2 separate regions of the Mus musculus genome follow, and region 1 is linked to region 2. A link is a loop called in an ENCODE intact Hi-C map of the cell type or tissue named here. Cell type or tissue: heart. All regions are shown on one strand.

Evidence for each region. A loop is a pair of places that touch in the nucleus more often than their neighbours do. Peaks named below come from ENCODE experiments on the same cell type or tissue, not always from the same donor. Only the 100,000 strongest peaks of a DNase experiment are listed, where the experiment ranks them.
Region 1: it touches region 2 in a loop (9-fold over the local background); 14 of 42 quality-filtered maps call a loop at or near these places.

The regions. Positions count from the first base shown.
Region 1 is chr2:143,834,974-143,839,973 of GRCm38, forward strand. All of the region lies in intron 5 of Bfsp1 (beaded filament structural protein 1, in lens-CP94), which reads right to left. Among named protein-coding and RNA genes, the nearest start is that of Bfsp1, 26 kb to the right of the region's middle. In heart, CTCF peaks have their summits at 2,416 (motif pointing right) and 3,839; DNase peaks (open chromatin) are centred at 2,518 and 3,888; H3K4me3 peaks cover 359 bases; H3K27ac peaks cover 274 bases.
Region 2 is chr2:143,978,120-143,983,119 of GRCm38, forward strand. The region is part of intron 2 of Rrbp1 (ribosome binding protein 1); the gene reads right to left. Among named protein-coding and RNA genes, the nearest start is that of Rrbp1, 31 kb to the right of the region's middle. In heart, CTCF peaks have their summits at 836 and 2,867 (motif pointing left); no DNase peak of the experiment used is centred here.

The DNA of each region.
Region 1 (5,000 bases), 140 kb before region 2:
TTCACTGTGACACTGAGGGAATGTGTGGAGCCACAGGTCCAGGGGACAGAGACACAAGGCTTGAGAGCACTCTCATTCACCTTCCGTATGTTCTTGAAATGTTCCTCAATAAAGGGTAGGAGAAAGAGTGAGGCATGCCGAGAACCTGCGTCCTCTTTGTGTATGGAGTCCTGGTCTGTAGGGAAGTCCTCATCTTAGTAATGGATCAACTCACCAAACCCACTACTGCCTCGTCAGGGAGAAGCTGCTATTGTTCCCATTGCTACAGATGAGGAGATCGAGGCCTACAGAAGAAATGACTTTCCCATCAACACCACAGCAAGATGCAAACCCACCTGGGCACAGTGCAAGACGTTTCCTGAAACTGTGGCCTCCCCATCCTATCCTCCCCCCAGAGTAGAAGTGAGCAGTGGGCATCAGGTACAGAAAGAGACAGAGACAGAGACAAAGAGAGACAGAGACAGAGGCAGACAGAGACAGAGAATCGTGGGGAATAGAATCCACTCCAGGGCCCTGGTAAACTACACTGCCATCTATCCCCAGCCAGACACACCAGCTCTGCTCACAGAATGCACAGGGGACTCAATGTGACCACAGGCAGAGATTTCCTGGAGTGTTTCAGGCTTCTAAACTGTAAGTCGGACAGCAAAGGGAATCACAGAACAAAGTTAGAGACGAGGATTTTGTAATCTATGACTTGCTGACTGTTGTTTCTTGGAAGATGCCCGTGTTTTAAAGGCTAAGCCCTCAGGCACGTCATCCATGCCATGTGTCTCAGGCACTGCCCAACCTTTAACAGGCAGCCAATACTCCATGGCTCCTTAGACCCCATCTATCTTCCTCACTGTCCAAGGAGATGGATCTGTTTATGAAACTAAACTTCTGTCTACACCAATGTGGCTTTTATAGCTCAAAAACATAAACTACGCATCAGAAAAAAATATTCAAGAAAAAACAACCAGCTTCACTTTCGCAAGCTTGGGTGTGGCTAAGGGAAGCCCCAAACGTGCAACATCTCTGCACTGCGATGGGGACTACCAGTCATCACCAGCCCTATCCGGCCCGCACCGGTTAGCAGAGAATGAAACACAGAATCAGGCAGGTGATTCAACCATTGACACTGAATGACCAGCCACATCTCAAAGGCCTGTTCCTGCCACTGCATAAGGAAAGGGAGTTCAAGAAAGAAATTATTCATAAAAGACAGGTACCCTAGGAGCCAGAAGAAAGGAAGAGCAGCCAGGGTTATCTGGAGGGGAGTGTCTAAAGCAGGAGAGAGAGGCGGGAGGAGGGCAGGAGCCACGCGCAAGCGTGCACTTCACACTGTGAGCGAGATGAATGTTCTCTGCTTAGAGCATAGATGGTCTGTCTCTTTCTATCTCTTCAGACAGCAGCGCAGGGCAGCAGGAGTCTTTGCAGGAGCCGATAACTGCCCTTCTGTGCAGTGAAGTCCGGCCTCAGTCCGCTTAAGACCAGAACGCTGTTGGGCGTAAGACCTTTATGTAACAGGAGGAAGAGGCTCTCGGGATCATCCCTAAATCTCAGTGCCATGGCTAAATGCACCGAGTAGGTCACAACTGTCAGTAACTGTGGGACCCAATATGGTGCCTGCCTCCCGGGCTTCTCAGCCTTCCTAATGCTGTGCCCTTCAATACAGTTCCTCCTACTGTGGTGACCCCCTAGCCATAACATTATTTCTGTTGCTGCTTGACAACTGTCATTTTGCTACTGTTATAAATCATAATATAAACATTTTTGGAGATAAAATAGCTGCCAAAGGGGGTTGTAAACCACAGGTTGAGAAGCGCTACCTAGAAAATGGTGAAGAAAATTGAAATCAGGCAGCATACTAAGTATCCTTGTCCCTCCTGTGGCAAGACTAAGGCAAAGATGTGGGCCATAGGCATGTGGCCCTGTGTAAGAACAGTGGCTGTCAGGGCCTGGACCCACCACAATTCTGTCACAGTCAAGTGAGCCATCAGAGGACGGAAGGATCTAAAGACCAATGGGAGCATCACTATTTGAAACCTCTGACAATAAATGGGTTAATTTAGGTAAAGACGATGATGATGATGACGATGACGATGATGATGATATATCCAGCATGTTGGCTTTGTGGGTAAAGTTTCTTGTTACCAAGCCTAACAACCTGAGTCTGAGCCCCAGGGCCCAAACAATAAAAGGAAAAGAATAGACTTGTGAGAGTTGTCTTCTGAACTCCACACATGCATGCACATATATGCACGAGTGAACACACACGAGAGAGAGAGAGAGAGAGAGAGAGAGAGAGAGAGAGAGAGAGAGAGAGAGAGAGGGGGGGGGGGTGTAAATGTCCTGTGTTTTGTTTTGCTTCAGGGATGGTGCCCTGATCAAGCGCTGATGCTGAATCTCACCACTAGATGGCGGTAAAGAACCTTGATGAAAAAGAGGTCAGGGCTCATCCTGTTTGCCAATCAATAAAACCGTTTTCAGGTCCTGTCAAGACACTGAATTGTCTGTCATTCCTTGTCCGCCTGGAAGAAATTAATCCCCAGGGGACTTGGGCACCTGTGTTTGGCTGACTTGAAGGAGAGGCCCCCAGCTCCAATCTCGGGCTCTGTTCTTAGAGGCATGGATCTAATGCCTGTGGAGCCGCCTGGAGGACTTGTTACGACAGGAGTTGCCAGGCCACAGCTGGTCTGGATGTACCCGTGAATCTGCACTTCTGACAAGTTCCCAGATGCTGCTGATGCTGCTGGGCCAGGGAACTTACCCTGAAGGTCCTAACCGGGAGACATTCTGGAAGCATCGAAAACCTTAACCAGCACCACAAAGTAAGTTATTTAAATTAATTAAATTAATCCTAATCACATAAGCCAAGGAGGAGGAGAAGGAGGAGGGGGAGGGGGAGGGGGAGGGGGAGGAGGAGGAGGAGGAAGAGGAGGAGGAGGAGGAGGAAGAAGAAGAAGAAGAAGAAGAAGAAGAAGAAGAAGAAGAAGAAGAAGAAGAAGAAGAAGAAGCAGAAGCAGAAGCAGCAGCAGCAGCTAAGAGGAGAAGTTGGAGGCAGAGGGTTAGACCCAGGACTTTACACACAGCGCTGGCGTGGAATAGCCTTGGGCCAAGGAATGCACAACCTCTTTGACTAAACAGGGTCCTCCCCACTATAGCCTGTCGGAATTGACTTGTACCAACCACACACCCGACACTGTGAGCAAGTTCTCCCATAAGATCCTCCAGCAGGGGCCCAGGTGGACTACACACACACACACACACACACTTTATGCCACCCTGGGAGACCCAGAACAGAGAGACCAACCTGCTTGCCCCACTCCCTGACTTACAGAACAGTGTGAAAATGAGAAAATACGCAGGAGCCACGTCACATACATGGGCTGTGACAACCCGTGAAGGTGGCACACCTGAGGTTCATTAGACCAATTTTTGTTATTTTGTTAGACCAATTTTGTTATGTTCAGTATTTTGTTACTGAACAGTCACCTCTCTGGATCCTAAGAGTCCCAATCAACCAATTATGCCTCTGCTGAAAAATATATATATATGTGTGTGTGTGTGTGTGTGTGTGTGTGTGTGTGTGTGTGTATAACCATGTTTGTCATCATTTCCTAAATAATAAAAAATAAAACTACTTATACCCACTCACACTATCCTGGATGTTATAAGTTGTTGGGGTTGAGTTCAAGGCTATGGGAGAACTTCATAGTTCACATACAAGCACTAAGCACTTTGGAGTCTTGAGCAAGTGTGATTTTCAGTACCTGTGGGGTTGTGAAGACTAATCCCCCTTGGATACTGACAAGCGACTGTACATGCCCTGCAGAGCATCATGGACGTGCACTGGTCCACTTGACCACAGTGTGGAAGCACTGTGCTTTCTGTAGAGGCCATGCTTCCTGTTTGCATTTTGCCTTCGTGCATAGCAGTGGTGTGGCAGCAAGCCATGACTGTATCAGCCAGGACACACCCTACACTCGACAGGGTGCTGTGCTGTAAGGTTGGGGTGTGTAATAGATAAGTGGGCCATATAAAAGCCATGTGCACCTCAGGTTACTTCAGCTTGCTGCAGATTCATCCAGACATGACCCCTCGAGTCAAGGACACTGGATAACATATGGATAACTATCTTTATAGAATTGGCTTGCTTTGAATAATTTTTTTTGCCTTCAACAACATTTTATGAGAAAGGATCCACAAACTTCACCAGACTAATAAAATCTAGGGACAGGGAAGGGAACCTAGAGGAGAAAGTGAGACCCTACCTTAGACACAGAGATAAACTGCTAAGTCTCAGTAGTGTCAGAGGCTGAGAACAGGACCTGACCCAACAGTTATACCTCATGTACTCAGAAACCAGGCCAAGCCTGTTGTTTCCCACCCAATGAACTATAACTAAGAGTTTGAAAAACATGGGTTTCCAGGACCATAACAGGCCTGCACCTGCTTCCTCAGTCCCATGCACACATGCACAATACACACATCCCACATGCAGGCACATGTACCCTACATCAATAGATCACACACTTCCTATACATATCATGGTTTTATAGCCATCAAAAATATGTGTGCACACAAAGAAAGACAAACAGTCTCCCCCCTCCCCCCCCCCCGCAGAACTAAAATTTTCCATGTGAGGCTAGGGCCTTGATCTTTTTAGTATCTAGGGCTGTGTTTTTCAACTTTGTCACCCAGACCACAGGAAGTGACATAGTTCACACCATAGGCCACATCATATGTGTGCATTTGAGCAAATACATGTGTAGTCAAAAATATACAGATACATTTAAGACAAAAGTTTTCCAGGATAAACTTTGTATACTTCTCACTGCCATGCATTCTGTTACTTCTTATTCCCAGCGCCATTGTGTTGCTTTCTTCTAATTTTTTATAAAGACTTATGTATTTACTGTACGTATATGAACACACTGTCACTATCTTCAGACACACCAGAAGAGGGCATCAGATCCCACTACCGATGGTTGTGAGCCACCATGTGGTTGCTGGGA
Region 2 (5,000 bases):
GACAGGCAGACAGAGGCTAAACAAATATATCTCTTGGCCAAGGCCAGTCTATGGGTCACCTCTGGCCTTGGTTTTCAGTACAGCATCTACACTATCAAATAGCCTAAGCTAAAAACCGCCAATTTCCAACTTAGCCCCTCCTTTCGACTATGTCCTTGGACAACTGGCTTTACCACCACCTGACACAGTTTCCTTGTCTGTAAAGTCAGTAACAACGGTTCCTCCCTCACGGTCTGGCTGCAAAGATTAACTTAATTTGTGCTTGGAATGAGACACAGGGGAAAGCACTGTAAACTAACTCTCCAGGGCCAACTTTGGAGGCCCAAGCATTAACACCCACTCGTTGGACAGTCAAACCCGACCCGTCCCAGCTCAACAGTGGAGGGCAAGGGTGAGGATCTAAGAATGGCCTCTCTGAGGCCAAGGCTGACTTAGGGGCTCAGAGGGCAGACTGTCCTTACTCATGGGGCACAAGAGCTTGAGGAAGAGGATGTGCCTCCACCAACAAGAAGCGTGAATGTAGTGTGCTTAGTGTCCAGACTTCAAAACTATGATGCAACCAGTCTGCTACAGAAATGCCGTACCACCTAGGAAATGAAACTTGTAAAGAGGCACTTAGAACTCTCTTCTCTGTCAACTGTGGGCTCCTTTAGGAAAATTGCTCTTTGGCTGCATAACCAACAACTCCCCAATGAACAGCCTCAGCAGCAATAAGAAGATGTTAACGTAAGGGCACCTGAGACTTGGCACCTCGCTGCTCCAGCAGCAGCTACCCCTCCACTGTCCAGCTACAGAACATGCCTGCCAGGCCCAGGCCCTACTTTCTCCACCAGCAGGGAGCGCATCAGCTCACTCCAGGACTTGCCCTGTGAGTACCTACAGACAGCTAGAGGCTAAATGGAGGTGAGAGTATTACTATAGATTCCCAAACAGCTCTGCCTAGGACAGACCCAGCTTATTTTCTTGCTTCTAAACAGTGTATGCACTGAGAAGTCTGCAGAATGCTAGGCTTGGAGAGGTAAGTAGAAAAGAGGACCACATATGCAACACAGCAGGCACAGAGCGGTCAAGCAACAAAGCAGCATGCTGGGGCCTAGAGAATGCAGATACAATGGAAGCAGAGGCTGATGCACAGGTGCTTCACCAGGCAGTACTGGGTAAAGAGGCAGCAAGAGGTCTGAAGGAAGGAGAGCAGCCTAGAAAGGCACTAATGTCTGCAGGATCCAGAACTTTGGATTCCCAGAGGAGCAGAGGGAGGTAAGAATGGAATAGGTACAAGATTTCACAGGCCCCAGAGAGCCAGCTTTACCCCACAGTGTGCAGTGACTAAAGGGAATCTTGCTTGGGATGCCAGGAGGGACAAGGCTTGAAGAAGACAGTTCAGGAAAGGGCCTGAGCCAGTGCTCCACCCTACGAGTCTCCAGGCGACTAAGTGTGAGAATCCCAGATGATAACCAAAGACACCTCACAGTGGGTCCTGACAGAAGCACAGGTGGGGACTGACGAGGACTCACGGCAAGGACATTCATGGTCTTAGGGACTGTCCAAAACCCATTCTGAAGGTCTTTCCCTCAAACGCAAATACCATTCCTCTGGACCTTCACAGCGAATGACAGGGACAGTGCTGAGTTCCAAGCACAGCATCTCCACAGGAAAGAAGTCATAGCCCAACCTTAAGCAGATTCCATGACCTGTCCTTAACCACCTCAGCCAAACTGAGCTGTGCTCTAGAACAGTCAGGACCCAGGCCTCTAAGCCTCTTGGGAGCCCAGTTCCATGTGATCATCTACATTTACAACCAAAGATCCTGGGAATAACAAAGGTAAGGACTGTCTAACATCACCACAGCCTCTCCCCAACCAGACATTTATAAACTGTGACCAAGAAATCTATAGGAAAGTACAAGGCTCTCAAAGGAACTAGAACACACCCTGCCCTCTTCCATCCACAGCCAAGACAGGCTCTGGGCAGCATGGTAAGTAGAGCCTTCACTCCCAGATCAGGTGGCCCTTCCCAGAGCATGCAAGCCAATGACGAACAGCTACATCTGAGCCCTAAATGGTCACAGACACATGTGGGGTTTCCAGTGCCCTGGCAGCAAGCACAGAAGCTGTGGAGAGTTTATTACGGCTTTCCCCTTGGATGGAGGAAAGAATACTCTATAACCAAACTGGGAATATATGTGTATTAAATGGTACCCTACAGACTAAATGACTATTTTCCTCTTTATACTTATTTTTCTTTTCTCCAAACTTCAACAGAAACAATTTTATACCTGAAAAAAATGCACACATCACAACAGTTATTAAGACAACTATGGAAAGCAAGCTCCCTGCTTGGGCTTTCAGGCAGAGGGGCTGAAGACCAACGAGACAGTTTCAGCAGCAGTCAAGATTTTCGTTAGAGCCCACAGAGAAAGACCATGGCTTTATCATGGGCTTGACCACAGAAGCCTGGACAGTAACTGAAGACCCAGCACTGCCACAGCCAGCAGTCACTAAATGGAGATTTCCAGAAGAATGCCAGCTAGCAGCTCACAGTGAACTTGCTTCCCTGGGGGATCTATTTACATTCTGTTTGGAGGTAGAAAGGGACAGAGGGACAGAGAAGAAGTGGGAAGAGGGCAAGAAAATGGGGGCTTGGGTTTTGAAGAACTCTTACACAAAGGTGCTCAAAGCACCTAGGGTTTTGTTCAGAGATTCAAACCCTGACACACAGTTAGCGTCAAAGAACAAAGGTTACCAAGGCTTGTTTTGAGTACACACCTGGTGGCTTCAGCCTGAAAAAAAGGGTGAAGAGTTAACTGTCTGGAGGATGGGAAGGGGTCTGAGGAGGACTGCCGTGGCGGCCCTGTACTGCCATCTGCTGGCCACATGACTTCTGCCAAGTCTAAGCTCTGGCTGTGTAAAGCAGGTAGAACTGGGCTGTGAGCAGCATAAATGCAAGAAATGCAACACCAAGCACCTGGACAGAGAGCCTGGCTACACAGCATGGCTGCCAGGACGGGTGAACAGGCGAAAGGTGAAAGAGGAAGGGAGCAACTGCAGCCCAGCCAATGGTTTTAAAGAAAGAGCTCTGATCTGCTCTGTACACCCTGAATAGGTTTTCCTGGAAGCTCTGATAACCCTTCTTTATCTCTTCTGTCTCATGCCCCTGTCAAGTTACAGCTCTTTTTACACTGCATTTCCTACTACACATCTGCCCGCTCTGTAAGTAGAATGGTGTCCTGCAATGCCACACACAGGAGCTCAGATACCTCCACCAGCATCCATCCACAGGTCACCCCTAGCTTCAGGGCACAGAAGCATCTTTGACATTCATCTTACCTCAGCTTACAAGCACTTACCAGGTAACAGGTGCCAGGGCCTGGGTGGGCACTGGCATCTTGTGGGAGGCCTGAGAACTTCTAACTCCCCGAAAGGACTAACAAGGTTTCCGCCGCCAGACAGGCTCCAGGAACACAGACTGGAGCTCCATAGTGGAGTTCTGTTTCTTTTCCAGTTTTTTTTTTTAATACTAATACAAATAGAAAAACTAGAGAAATGTAAAAGGGTAAATGAAAGATACAAAAAAAGTACCCACAATCCTATCTCCCAGTGGGTCTGTTCTCCCATATAGACCATGAGAGACTCACAAAAAACCTACTTCTTTCTGTTTTCTACATTTTGGAGGGTGGTGGGAATCTCTTGGCCATGACATCATGGTCACCTGGCCCCAGAATGATACCAGCCTACCAGCTGGGGAAGGAGAGGGTTTTCTTCAAAAAGCTATCCACAGAGTATGATAAAAGTACCAGAGCCCCTGTCTCACTAAATAAAGAGGTTACGGGCTCTGTGGTAGAGTCCTCATCAGACCTGGGTCTCAACTCCTCTTCCTCTGAGCAAGAAACAGGCCTCACTCCGATTAACAGCTGCCTCATTGTAGACCTCATGCTACCTGCGGGCCAGGGAACTACATAGTGTATTCCCATATCCAGACCCACATAGGATCTAACCAAAGCCACTTCTAGTGCAGATGTCCTGACAGCACGTCACCAAGAGGCCATTCCAAGGAATCGGAGCAGCCAGGGATAAAGACGGATTTTAAAAACCACCACCACACATGCACACGCTCCCTGAGCTTCCTCAAGGATCCTGGGCACAGCTACTGAGGCAGCAGTGGTACTCCAAACACTTTAGTTCAGAGGAGTGTTCACTTCAAGGATTCTACTCATTCCCAGTCCCTAAGCACTCAGTAAAGAACCCCTGCTTTCTACTTCACAGGCCAGTGTTTCCTCCTCCTTCCACACGAGAGCTTGTAACACTCCTTTGCAATACAAACCCTTCTCAGCTCAATGGTAGAACCACATGAGCAGGGGTTGGCTCTGAAACAATCAAGCAGGCCTCTGTAAATCACCAACTGTTTTTGGAGATCAAGGGAGCAGTCTTCCTAAATGAAAAATATACCTACCTTTTGACTTGCAATTACAGCCCTAAGAATTTACTTTAAAGAGACATACAGCAATATATGTACATTACTGCAACATCAATTTTAACACCCAAAAAAGCCTGCACACTACTTAAGTGTCATTTAAATAAATCACAATACATTCACACTACAGAATGTTATACAGCCAACTGTGGCAGCTTTGCAAGCACAATGTGGAAAGATGTCACCAATACACTGTAAAGCAAAAAGCAGTTTCTAACTGGGTATTACCACAGCTTGCATGTGAGAGCAGTGTCTCCAGGGTCCCCCAGAAGTGATTGGTGACAGGGACAGAATAGCAAGAAAGACTTTAGAGTTCCACCCTGCCCATACTTCTCTACTATTTAAAAATTGTTTGCTGGAAACAGACGTTTATGTAATAATACATTTTTTTAAGAGCAGGAATCATGTGTTCATTGTCACACACTGCCACAGACAAGCAGTAAAACCCATGGCATGGCCCCAATCAGCCTCTGAAAGAGCTCCAGCTGGCCTACAGAAACGTGCCCAGGCCTGCCTCCATACCTCCCACA